Regions from separate parts of the Homo sapiens genome. Here region 2 is linked to region 1. Evidence: chromatin loops called from intact Hi-C (ENCODE). Cell type or tissue: pancreas. All regions are shown on one strand. Links, peaks and the distances in the headings refer to the core of each region. The heading gives the core; the rest is flanking DNA. Region 1 overlaps FARP1 (FERM, ARH/RhoGEF and pleckstrin domain protein 1). Region 2 overlaps LOC105370328 (a long non-coding RNA gene).

Evidence for each region. Hi-C counts contacts between places; a loop is a spot of excess contacts. Peaks named below come from ENCODE experiments on the same cell type or tissue, not always from the same donor. Only the 100,000 strongest peaks of a DNase experiment are listed, where the experiment ranks them.
Region 2: it touches region 1 in a loop (2.7-fold over the local background); 17 of 110 quality-filtered maps call a loop at or near these places.

The regions. Positions count from the first base shown.
Region 1 is chr13:98,422,029-98,427,413 of GRCh38, forward strand. It overlaps FARP1 (FERM, ARH/RhoGEF and pleckstrin domain protein 1), which reads left to right. Exons shown (of 27, transcript NM_005766.4): 17 at 2,544-2,622. Among named protein-coding and RNA genes, the nearest start is that of FARP1-AS1, 11 kb to the right of the region's middle. In pancreas, for the core only: no CTCF peak of the experiment used is centred there; no DNase peak of the experiment used is centred there; H3K27ac peaks cover 629 bases.
Region 2 is chr13:98,132,450-98,137,834 of GRCh38, forward strand. The region is part of intron 1 of LOC105370328 (a long non-coding RNA gene); the gene reads right to left. Among named protein-coding and RNA genes, the nearest start is that of FARP1, 8.0 kb to the right of the region's middle. In pancreas, for the core only: no CTCF peak of the experiment used is centred there; no DNase peak of the experiment used is centred there.

The sequences.
Region 1 (5,385 bases), core at 300-5,299:
GAACCGAAACCACGGCAAATAGGAGGGCTTGTATAGGAAGAAGTAGAGGGTGAAAAGAGAGGACAACCAAAGGATTCCCAAAACACACAGATAGCTTGGGAGCAGCCTGAAGGAGGTGGCCACGAGAATTGAAGGGCTGGCCTGAAGATTAATGAGGGAGTCTGGAGAGGAAAGCTTCCCGTAGCAGATGAGCTTGGAGGGCCACGCAGTGGGGCCGACCAGCCCGGAGAGCCCGAATATAGGAGGAGGGGAGGTGGGCTCTGGTGGTTCAGAGGTTAACAGCTATCTTCCCAGAACCTTTTCAGGGGAGCAGTGGGGAGAGATTCGTTTAATTAGCAGAGGAGCGGTGCCAATTAAAGCAGCTAAGAGAACGCAGAGGACTGAGGATGCTGTGTTGGTGGAAGAGAATGGACCAGGTTGAAGACCACCAGCACACAGGGCAGCAACGAAGACCCAGGAAGGAGCTTGGGGAGCCTGGGGGTGCTCTCTTTTCTTTGATTTTAGAGAAGCTTTAATTACCTAAAAGGTTTGGGTGCCCTCAGTCTTTCCTGTGATGTAATTTGCACTATATGCTTAGTTGGAACCAATAGAATAAATAATGCTGTTGATTGCCTGGAATGTGAAGCCAGGAGCAACCTGTTTCTACTCACGATGACTTTTCTACCTCCTGGGTTTGCTTAATTAAGCGTGTGCATCCTCCTTGCCCTCTTCTGTTCGTCAGAAGATCCTTGATGTATCGGAGATTGAGTCAACAGTCAGGAAGGCTCTGAGTGTCCCAGTGGAAGCCATTTCTCGCGTTGCCGGAGGGTTCTTAGCCACCATATCTGTGGGGTGTCTATTAGTCAGGGTTCTCTAGAGGGACAGAGCTAATAGGATAGATGTATATATGAGAGGAGTTTATTTAGGAGTATTGACTCACACGTTCACAAGGTGAGGTCCCACAATAGGCTGTCTGCAAGCTGAGGAGCAAGGAGGCCAGTCTGAGTCCCAAAGCTGAAGAACTTGGGGTCTGATGTTTGAGGGCAGGAAGCATCCAGCACAGGAGAAAGATGTAGGCTGGGCAGCTAGGCCAGTCTAGTCTTTCCATGTTCTTCTGCCTACTTTTATTCTGGCCACGCTGGCAGCCGATTAGGTTGTGCCCACCCAGATTGAGGGTGGGTCTGCCTTTCCCACTCAACTGACTCAAATGCTAATCTCTTTTGGCAACACCATCACAGACACACCCAGGATTGATACTTTACATCCTTCAATCCAATCAAGTTGACACTCGATATTAACCATCATAGGGTGTATGTAGATCCCGGGTCCCTCCTGACTTCAGTTGCCGGGTATTTTTTTCCACTTTGAAGATCTCTCACTTCCTATTAGAAGCCTAGTGCCAGTTTTGTTTGTTTGTTTGTTTGTTTGTTTAATTCGTTCCTTTCATGTAAGTTGGCTTCTGGTTTTCCTGAACAGTTGGTTTAAAGATAATTGCCAGGTTGATTGTTGAAAACCATGTTTTAATTGTCTCTGGGAAATTCCTTTCTCAGTGATGGGAAAGTCAGCAGCTATGCACTGGCACAACGGTTAGGCGTGTGGCCTGGGAAACTAGAGCTGGCTCCTGTGCGAGTTCACACCTCGTGATAACAGATATCAGAGAAGTTCGTGGTTTCTTCATGCTTCTGTCTCCTTCACTATAACATGAGGGTGATAGTGGTACCTGCCTCAGACGGTTTCTATGAGGACTAAAAGGGCTCATGACTATAATTAACTTAGCATGGTGTCTGGTACATGGACAGTACTTAGTAAATACTCACTACCATCCATGTTTTTATATTTCTCTCTGCGTTGATCCGTTGAAAGGTGTACGTGTACCCCAAACCTCACTGAAAGTGCCCACAGCTTTGCTGTCTAGCACCCAATATGTCTGGGGGACCATGGCCCTCCCCTCCACGCCTCTCTCTCTTCCTGGGCCACACACCCTACCCTATTCTATGGCATTTACGTCACTCCCACCTTAGGTACCATCTCCTGTCCTTTCTCAGTTATGCATTTCTCTTCCCAAGGGCTATGGACAGCTATTGGTCTGCTTCAGGCAAGGGCTCTTAGAAGCAGAAACCTTCCTCTGGGGCTGAGTCTTGCTTCCTGCAGGTGTCTAGCAGTACCCATCTCTAGGATGGAATCTGTTTACAAGCTACTTATTGCAAATGATCTCTGTGCTGACCTAATGATGCTAAAATCACCCAAGTGTGGATGGAAAAAAATTAATCTAAAATCAAACTCCAGTGTGCAGATGGGTAGAGTAAAATAATTAAACCAAATTAAAAGGATTGGAAATTGGTTCTCTCTTGTCTCTTTCAAAGCATAAGTGGAATTCTTTGCAGGATGAGTGGGGTAATTTCCAAGTCTCCTTCCAACGATAACATTCCATGACCCCATAAGAAGTTCAGGAGATGTCCGGGGAGGGGTGATTGGAAAGGAAGCGGTAGGCTGATATTTGTAACCCAGGGCTGTCATGTCACTACTGATGCTTTGTATTTCCAACCCTTTGCTTTTGCTCTCAGGGAAGGCCGCTCAAATGCCCAAATCAGAGATTACCAAAGAATCGGCGATGTCATGCTGAAGAACATTCAGGGCATGAAGGTGAGCTGGTTGAGATTTGGGTGGAGCAAGGTTCACCAAGGAGAATCGAGCGGGGCTGCCATGGGCATAGGCTGTAAGCCATTTCCATCAGCATGCATCACCTGATTTGACTCTCTACACCAAGCTTGTCCAACCCACCGCCGAGCAGCAGCTTACAGCCCAGGACGGCTTTGAATGTGGCCCAACACAAATTCATAAACTTTCTTAAAACATTATGAGATTTTCTTTTTGGTGATTTTGGGGTTTTTTTTTTTTCTTTGCTCATCAGCTATCGTTAGTGTTAGTGTATTTCATGTGTGACCCAAGACAATTCTTCTTCTTCCAATGTGGTCCACGGAAGCCAAAAGATTGGACACCCCGGTCTAATCTAAGGCACATCAGGAAGATGGCTGTTCGGCAAACCCTTCTCCAACCTTTCTAGATAATTTTATTTCAAAGCATGAATGAAAAGCCAATCACTTTAGCGAAAGCATTTTTAGTAGGTTTTTTTGTTTCAAAAGTTTTGCATTATACCCAAAACAAGTGTTTTCTGTGAATGGATGATTCAAAACTTCAAAAAAAAAAAAGATGTGGACAAACACTGTCTGACTGAACATTTCATTTTCAGTCAGTTGTTTTGGTTTCTTCTAATAACCATGACAAAAATGTTGGATTCAGAGCTGTGTAGGTATTTCAGTAAATTCTATGACTTTAAATCAGTGTACGAGGCAAATATAGTTTTTTTTTTTTGTTTGGTTGGTTTTGTTGTTGTTGTTGTTTTTGAGATGGAGTTTTGCTCTTGTTGCCCAGGCTGGAGTGCAATGGCGCGATCTCGGCTCACTGCAGCCTCCGCCTCCCAGGTTCAAGCCATTCTCCTGCCTCAGCTTCCCAAGTAGCTGGGACTACAGGTGCGCACCACCACACCCAGCTAATTTTTGTGTTTTTAGTAGATATGGGGTTTATGTTGGCCAGGCTGATCTCAAACTCCTGACCTCGGGTGATCTACCCACCTCAGCCTCCCAAAGTGCTGGGATTATAGGCATGAGCCATCACCCCTGGTCGCAAATATGTTTTTAATCATCCAGCAATATCTACAATCAATGACATAAAAGTGAAAGTATATCCAAAGAAGTCAATAAATATTAAATTAATACTCTACCACATTTAAAAAGTCTGCCCCATCTCTTATATCTGAAATCTTCCTTTTTTTGTTTTCATTTGAATCCATTAATAATTCCTTTAACATAAAATGTTTTAATTCACACAGCGTCTCTTTTGAATATACCTGTACTCACATTTTAAAGCAATCTTCCTGAATCTTAACTGCCCAGAGCCTGTATGACAACCTTAAAAACTAATAACTGCCCAGAGAAGCTAGCAACCCCTTAAAGAAGGTGCTCATACTGCCCCCATTTCAATCCATCCATCCACCTGTCCATCCACCCAGTGCTAACTGAGCACCTACTATACACAAGACACTCATAGAATGAAATTACCATTAGGGTTTGTCTTAATTCCCATAATCCTAGCTAAGTGGGTTAGCATTTAGTTTTTTCCCATTAAAATGATGTATCTCAGCCGGGTGTGGTGGCTCATGCCTCTGATCCTAGCAATTTGGGAGGCTAAGGTGGGAGGATTGCTTTGAGCCCAGAAGTTTGAGAGCAGCCTAGACAACATAGCAAGACTTGTCTCTATGAAAAATAAAAAAACATTAGCTAAGAGTGATGGTAAGTGCCTGTAGTTCCAGCTACTCAGGGGGCTGAGGGGAGAGGATCACTTGAGCCCAGCAGGTTGATGCTGCAGTGAGCCATGATCGCGCCACTGCACTCAAGCCTGGGCAACAGAGCAAGACCCTGTCTCAAAAATAAATAATAAATAAGCAAAGATGAATCTCGTGAGGGAGAGACAAGAGGAGGATGGTCGGTGAGTAGCACAGAAAAGACAGGATCAATTGCCACTCAAGGGATTTCCTGTCAATCTCTCTTAACAAAGACCACGGTAACATTGACTGGATCCTGAGGTATTGTTTTGTTTTTTCACTGTGTTCAAACAGCAACCCTTTGCAATTTGAGGCAATACCAGAGAGAGGCCGTGGAAGTGATCAGGGTTGCAGAATGCTATGCAAAAAAAGAAAAGCAAGAATTACCTAAGATGTTCCATAGCCACAGTATTTTGAATGGCATGAGCTATGGCTGAGGCACAACAGATAGAAGGATAACAGACATCTTTTCCACTTTCCATGGGAGTTTCTGAAGTTAACGTATTTTATCTTTCAAAGCAATTTTAGCTTTACAGAAAACTTGAGGAGAAAGTACAGAGTTCTCGTATTCTTCCGTCCACCCCTAAACACACAGTTTCCCCTGCTATTAGCGTTTTGCATTGGCGTGGTGCTCGTGTGGAAACTGATGAACCAATACTGACAAGGTTGACCATTAGGGCCCCCTCTTGGTGGTGTACATTCTCTGGGTGTTGACAAATATATAATGACAGGGATCCACAGAACAGTTTCCCTGCCCTAAAACTTCCCTGGGCTCCACCTATTCATCCCCCTTAGATGCCCCCCAAATCCCTGGCAACCACTGACCTTTTCCCATCTCCATAGTTTTATCTTTCCAGATGTCACATAGCTGGGATCAGACAGTATGTAGTCACTGCAGACCGGCTTCGTTTGCTTTTCAAAAACGTCCTTTTTCCTCTCTCATGTAACAGGACGCTGTTTCTGTTGTTCTCTCCCATCTTTTCCCTCGTTTCACATGCTCTGTACTTTTTCCAAGGCCGTTCTGG
Region 2 (5,385 bases), core at 285-5,284, 290 kb before region 1:
TATACTAAGACATCTTTTTTTTTTGAGACGGAGTCTTGCTCTGTCACCCAGGCTGGAGTGCAGTGGCGTGATCTTGGCTCACTGCAGCCTCTGCCTCCCGGGTTAAAGTGATTCTCCTGCCTCAGCCTCCCAAGTAGCTGTGATTACAGGTGTGCACTGCCATGCCTGGCTAAGTTTTGTTTTTTTAGTAGAGACGAGAGACTAGGTTTCACCATGTTGGCCAGGACGGTTTTTTTTTTTTTTTTTTTTTTTGAGACGGAGTTTTGCTCTGTCGCCAAAGCTGGAGTGCAGTGGTGTGATCTCAGCTCACTGCATCTTCCACCTCCCGGGTTTAAGCAATTTTCTGCCTCAGCCTCCTGAGTAGCTGGGACTACAGGCACCCACCACCACGCCTGGCTAATTTTTTTGTACTTTTAGTAGAGCCGGGGTTTCACCATCTTAGCCAGGCTGATCTTACCACACCCCGCCTAGGAAGGTCTTGATCTCCTGACCTCAAGATCCGCCTGCCTCTGCCTCCCAAAGTGCTGGGATTACAGGTGTGAACCACAGAGCCCAGCTGAGACATCATTTTTTAACCTATCAGACTGGCAAACAACTTAGAAGTGTGACAGCCTACTCTGGTGAGGTGGTTGGGGGTGGGATACCGGGAGCGAAGAAGAATCTCATGTTGCTGGTATAAGTATCAATCGCAATCACCCCATGGAGGACAATTTTGTGATGTTTATCAAATTACAAATGTACAACATTTTGACCCTGGGATTCTGCTTGTAGGAATTTATCCTGCAGTTATATTAGTATCTGTGCAAAATGACATGAACAGGGTTATCCATGGAAGCATTTGGATATAATATCAACTAGGAAACAATTTAAATGCCCATCAATAAGTAATTCTTAAAGTAAATTATGGTGTGCCTATATAATGGAATACTATGTAGATGTAAAAAAAAGAGAGAGAAATTGATATGAAATTATTTAAGCATCGATATGAAATTATTTCCGACATTTTCCTGGGAAAAAAATAGCATGAAATTCTATATTTGCTGTTAAAAAAACAACATATATCTGGGTTGGCTTGAATTCTCTAGAGAGATAAAGAAGAAGCTAAAAGATAAACATGTCTTTTTCTGGAAAGATAAAGAAGCAGCTGTAAAGATAAAGAGGTGACCTGTTTGGAGGTAGGGCAGATAGCAGCAACAGGTGAACAGGGTAAGAGGAAAGCTTTTCATGAACTATCTTTTAATAGAGTTTGATTGGAATTCTATCTTTAGAATTAGAGGATGAGGATGACGTTAAGGCGCCATGTTTGCGCTCTCCATCTGTGCTCACTCACTCTTGCCTGAGTTTCGTGCAGCTTGGGGTCATGCGGAGAAGGGTGAATCCCCGCACCATTTGGATTTAGGTTCTGAGCTAAGCCTCTGCTCCAGCCTGGCCCTCCCAGAGCTAGGGTGATTGTCCTGGGCCAATAATTCTCAATCTGGCCGTATGCTAGAATCTCCTAGCGAGCTTTAAAAGATCCTAATGCCCAGGCTGCACCCCAGACCAGCGACATCAAGATCTCTGGAAGGGGAGGAGCACCTAGGCATCAGTGCATTATCAAAGGTCCCCAGGCCATTCCAGTATGCACTCAAGTTTGAGAACCAGTGGCTTGTTTAAAGAATAACTTCCTCATTTCACATGCACTGTCATGCTCTGTCTCTTTCTTTCTGCCTCTGGGACTTCCCAGGGATCTAAAGTGACGAGCAGGGCAGTGTTTAAGCATTTAAACTTTAGTAGCCTTAGTAGCCTCTGACTTTAGTAGCCTTAAATACCATGTGAGTCTATCCTGAGCTATCTGTAACTAGCAATTGTTAAAAAAAAAAAAAAAAAGAAGACACTTGAAAGAATATTAGAGTCCTCCAGTTAGAACCAGTTTGATGAATCAAAGATTAATACCATGAATTGAATTTAGAAATTCCTTAAGAAATTAGTGTTAATATATACAGAATATATTCGAATTTATGATGATGATCTTTTTCTTCATTTACAGCAAGAAATTTGTAGTTGATACAGCAATTAATCAGGTGATAATAGGGCTGAAGGTAATATTTTTTCTGACATTTTATTTTTAACACCTGTATTGAGATATAATTTACATACCATAAAATTTACCCACCACACAATTTACCCATTTTAAGTGTACAATCCAGCTTGGCATGGTGGCTCACACTAATACCAGCACTTTGGGAGGCCGAGGCTGGTGGATCACTTGAGGTCAGGAGTTCAAGACCAGCCTGGCCAACATGGTGAGCCCCATCTCTACTAAAAATACAAAAATTAGCCGCACATGGTGGTGTGCACCTGTGATCCCAGCTACTCGGGAGGCTGAGGCACAAGAGTCACTTGAACCTGGGAGGTGGAGGTTGCAGTGAGCCAAGATCACGCCACTGCACTCCAGCCTGGGTTACCAAACAAGACTCCATCTCAAAAAAAAAAAAAGGTGTAAAATTCAGTGGCTTTTAGTATATTTAGAGTTTCACAATCAACTCCACAATTTTAGAACATTTTCATCACTCAAAAAAGAATCCTTGTACCCACTAGCATTCACTTCCCATTCTCCTCCAACTCCCCAGCCTCTGGCAATCTCTAATCTACTCTGTCTCTACAGATTTGCTGACTCTTGATCTTTTCTAGAAATAGAATTATATACTATAAGGTCTTCTGTGTCTGGCTTCTTTCACTTATGATGTTTTCAGGGTTTATCCATGTTGTAGCATGCGTCAGTACTTTCTTTTTATTGCCAAATAATATTCCATTGAATAGATACACCATATTTTGTTTGTCCATTCATTATTTAATGGACTTCCAGGTTGTTTCTGCTTTCTGGCTACTTTGAATAATGCTCATATGAATTTGTGGACATGTTTTCATTTCTCTTGAATATATACCTAGGAGTAGAATTCATCATTTTATTATAAAACGTTCAAACATACAACAAAGTTGAATTTTACAGTGAATGTCCCTCTAGTCACCACTACAATTCTATTAAAATTTTAATCTACTTCTTTTGTCACATATCTGTCAATCAGCCTTTTTATTTTATTTTTGAGATCGAGTCTTGCTCTGTTGCCCAGGCTGGAGTGCAGTGGCGTGATCTCGGCTCACTGCAACCTCCACCTCCCAGGTTCAAGTGATTCTCCTGCCTCAGCCTTCCGAGTAGCTAGGATTACAGGCGCCTGCCACCACGCCCGGCTAATTTTTTGTATTTTTAGTAGAGATGGGGTTTCACCATGTTGGCCAGGCTGGTCTCAAACTTCTGACCTCAGGTGATCCACCCACCTTGGCTTCCCAAAGTGCTGGGATTTCAGGTGTAAGCCACTGAGCCCAGCCAAATTTTAGCTTTCTTATTGGGTGTGTGGTACTCAATGCATTTCTGGACAACAAAAATACTTCAGGTAGTCATCAACAATGACATACCTTCCCTTTATGTATCATTTCTTTCTCTGAGATGAGAATCAAAGGGCAAGATCGTAGGCCAGACTGAAAATGATTTCAGTCTATGACCTTCTTTTGCTTCCCTTCTGAAGTTCTCCTTTTGAAAGTGAAGTGAAAAATAAATGACCTGAAGTCTTCACTTTTTATCCTATCCTATTTTCTATCCTAAAAAAGTGCATTTTGAATGCTTTCTCCAGTTGTCCTAGATTTTTGAATATGGAGGCACAACACAGGATCATGGCTAAGAGGGTGGCCTCTGAAGCTTGACTGAGTCTGAATCTCTTTCTTGGCTGTGTACTGTGTGTGACCTTGAGTAAATTACTTAGCCTCTCTGTGTCTCAGTTTCTCCTTTGTAAAATGGAAATAATAATACAAGTCCAAAAAGTTGAAGTTGAAGGTCAAAATGTCAGCACTCTTTTTTTTTTTTTGAGACAGAGTCTGGCTCTGTCATCCAGGCTGCAATGTAGTGGCGTGATCTCGGCTCACTGCAACCTCTGCCTCCCGGGTTCAAGCAATTGAGCCACCATGCCTGGCCCAAAATGTCAGCAATTCTAATCAAAATTGTAATATGATTATTTTCAGAGCTTAACAAAATGATACCAAAATTCATGTGGAAAAACAAACATGTAAGACTAGCTGGGAAAACTTTTGAAATTAACAATAATTATGGGGTCCAAGCAGTATCAGATAGTAAAATACATTATGAAGCCATAAACACAAACATTTTGGTAACTGGCACAGGGATAGGCAGATAAGTAGAAAAGAATATTCATAGAAAAGCGGATCCTAAGGTAGGACAAAGTTGGCATTTTAAACAGGTATGGAAGATGAAAGTAAGATGGGTTTTCAAATCGTATCTGCTCAGCCATTTGGAAAAAAGATGTTGGAGGCATGTGTCATTTCTTATGCCAAAATAAGATATAGATCAATGATAAAATATAAAAATAAAACCATTAAAGTATAGAAACATGATGATTTTTTAAAACATCTTGCATAGAGAAGACATTTCCAAGCATGACACAAAAATGTGAAAGCATAAAAGTAAACACTGACAAATCTGACAACATAAAAATTAAGAACTTGTTGTGAAAAAGAGTACCATATTAAAAAACGTAAAAAATATTCATTACATGATAGCAAAGGGCTAATTTCCTTAACATATAAAACATATTAAGAGTTAACAAAAAAAGATAACTCAATGGCAAAATGAGCAAAGCACATGAAGGGCAGTTAATGGATAAATGCCAATGAATAATTTTTAAAATAATGAGATTTTGTTTTTGCCTGTAAGACTGACAAATATGCCTGGGAGCGGTAGCTCACGCCTGTAATCCCAGCACTTTGGGAGGCCGAGGTGGGCAGATCACGAGGTCAGGAGATTGAGACCATCCTGGCCAACATGATGAAACCCTGTTTCTACTAAAAATAAAAAAATTGGCTGGGTGTGGTGGTGCATGCGTGTAATCCCATCTATTTGGGAGGCTGAGGCAGGAGAATCGCTTGAACCGAGGAGGCAGATATTGCAGTGAGCCTACATCGCACCACTGCACTCCAGCCTGGGTGACAGAGTGAGACTCCATCTCAAAAAAAAAAAAAAAAAAAAAAAAGACTGACAAATATTAAGTTTGCCAATATCCAAAGTGGGCTAAAGAATGATCATTCTCAAGCATGGTTAGTGGGTTCATTTATTGTTCCATAGTAAGTCATGCAAAGCTTAATGGCATGAAATTACCAGTTTATGGGATTGGGAATTTGGAAAGAACACAGGGTTCTTCTCTGTCCATGGTGTCCTTAGGTGGTATGACCCAAAAGTCTGGGGTGGTTGGGATGGCTGGGAACAGGGACAGTGGGAGCTGGAGAACTCATTCTGAGGTGGCTTCTTCACTCACGTTCTGACACGAGGGATGGGATGAT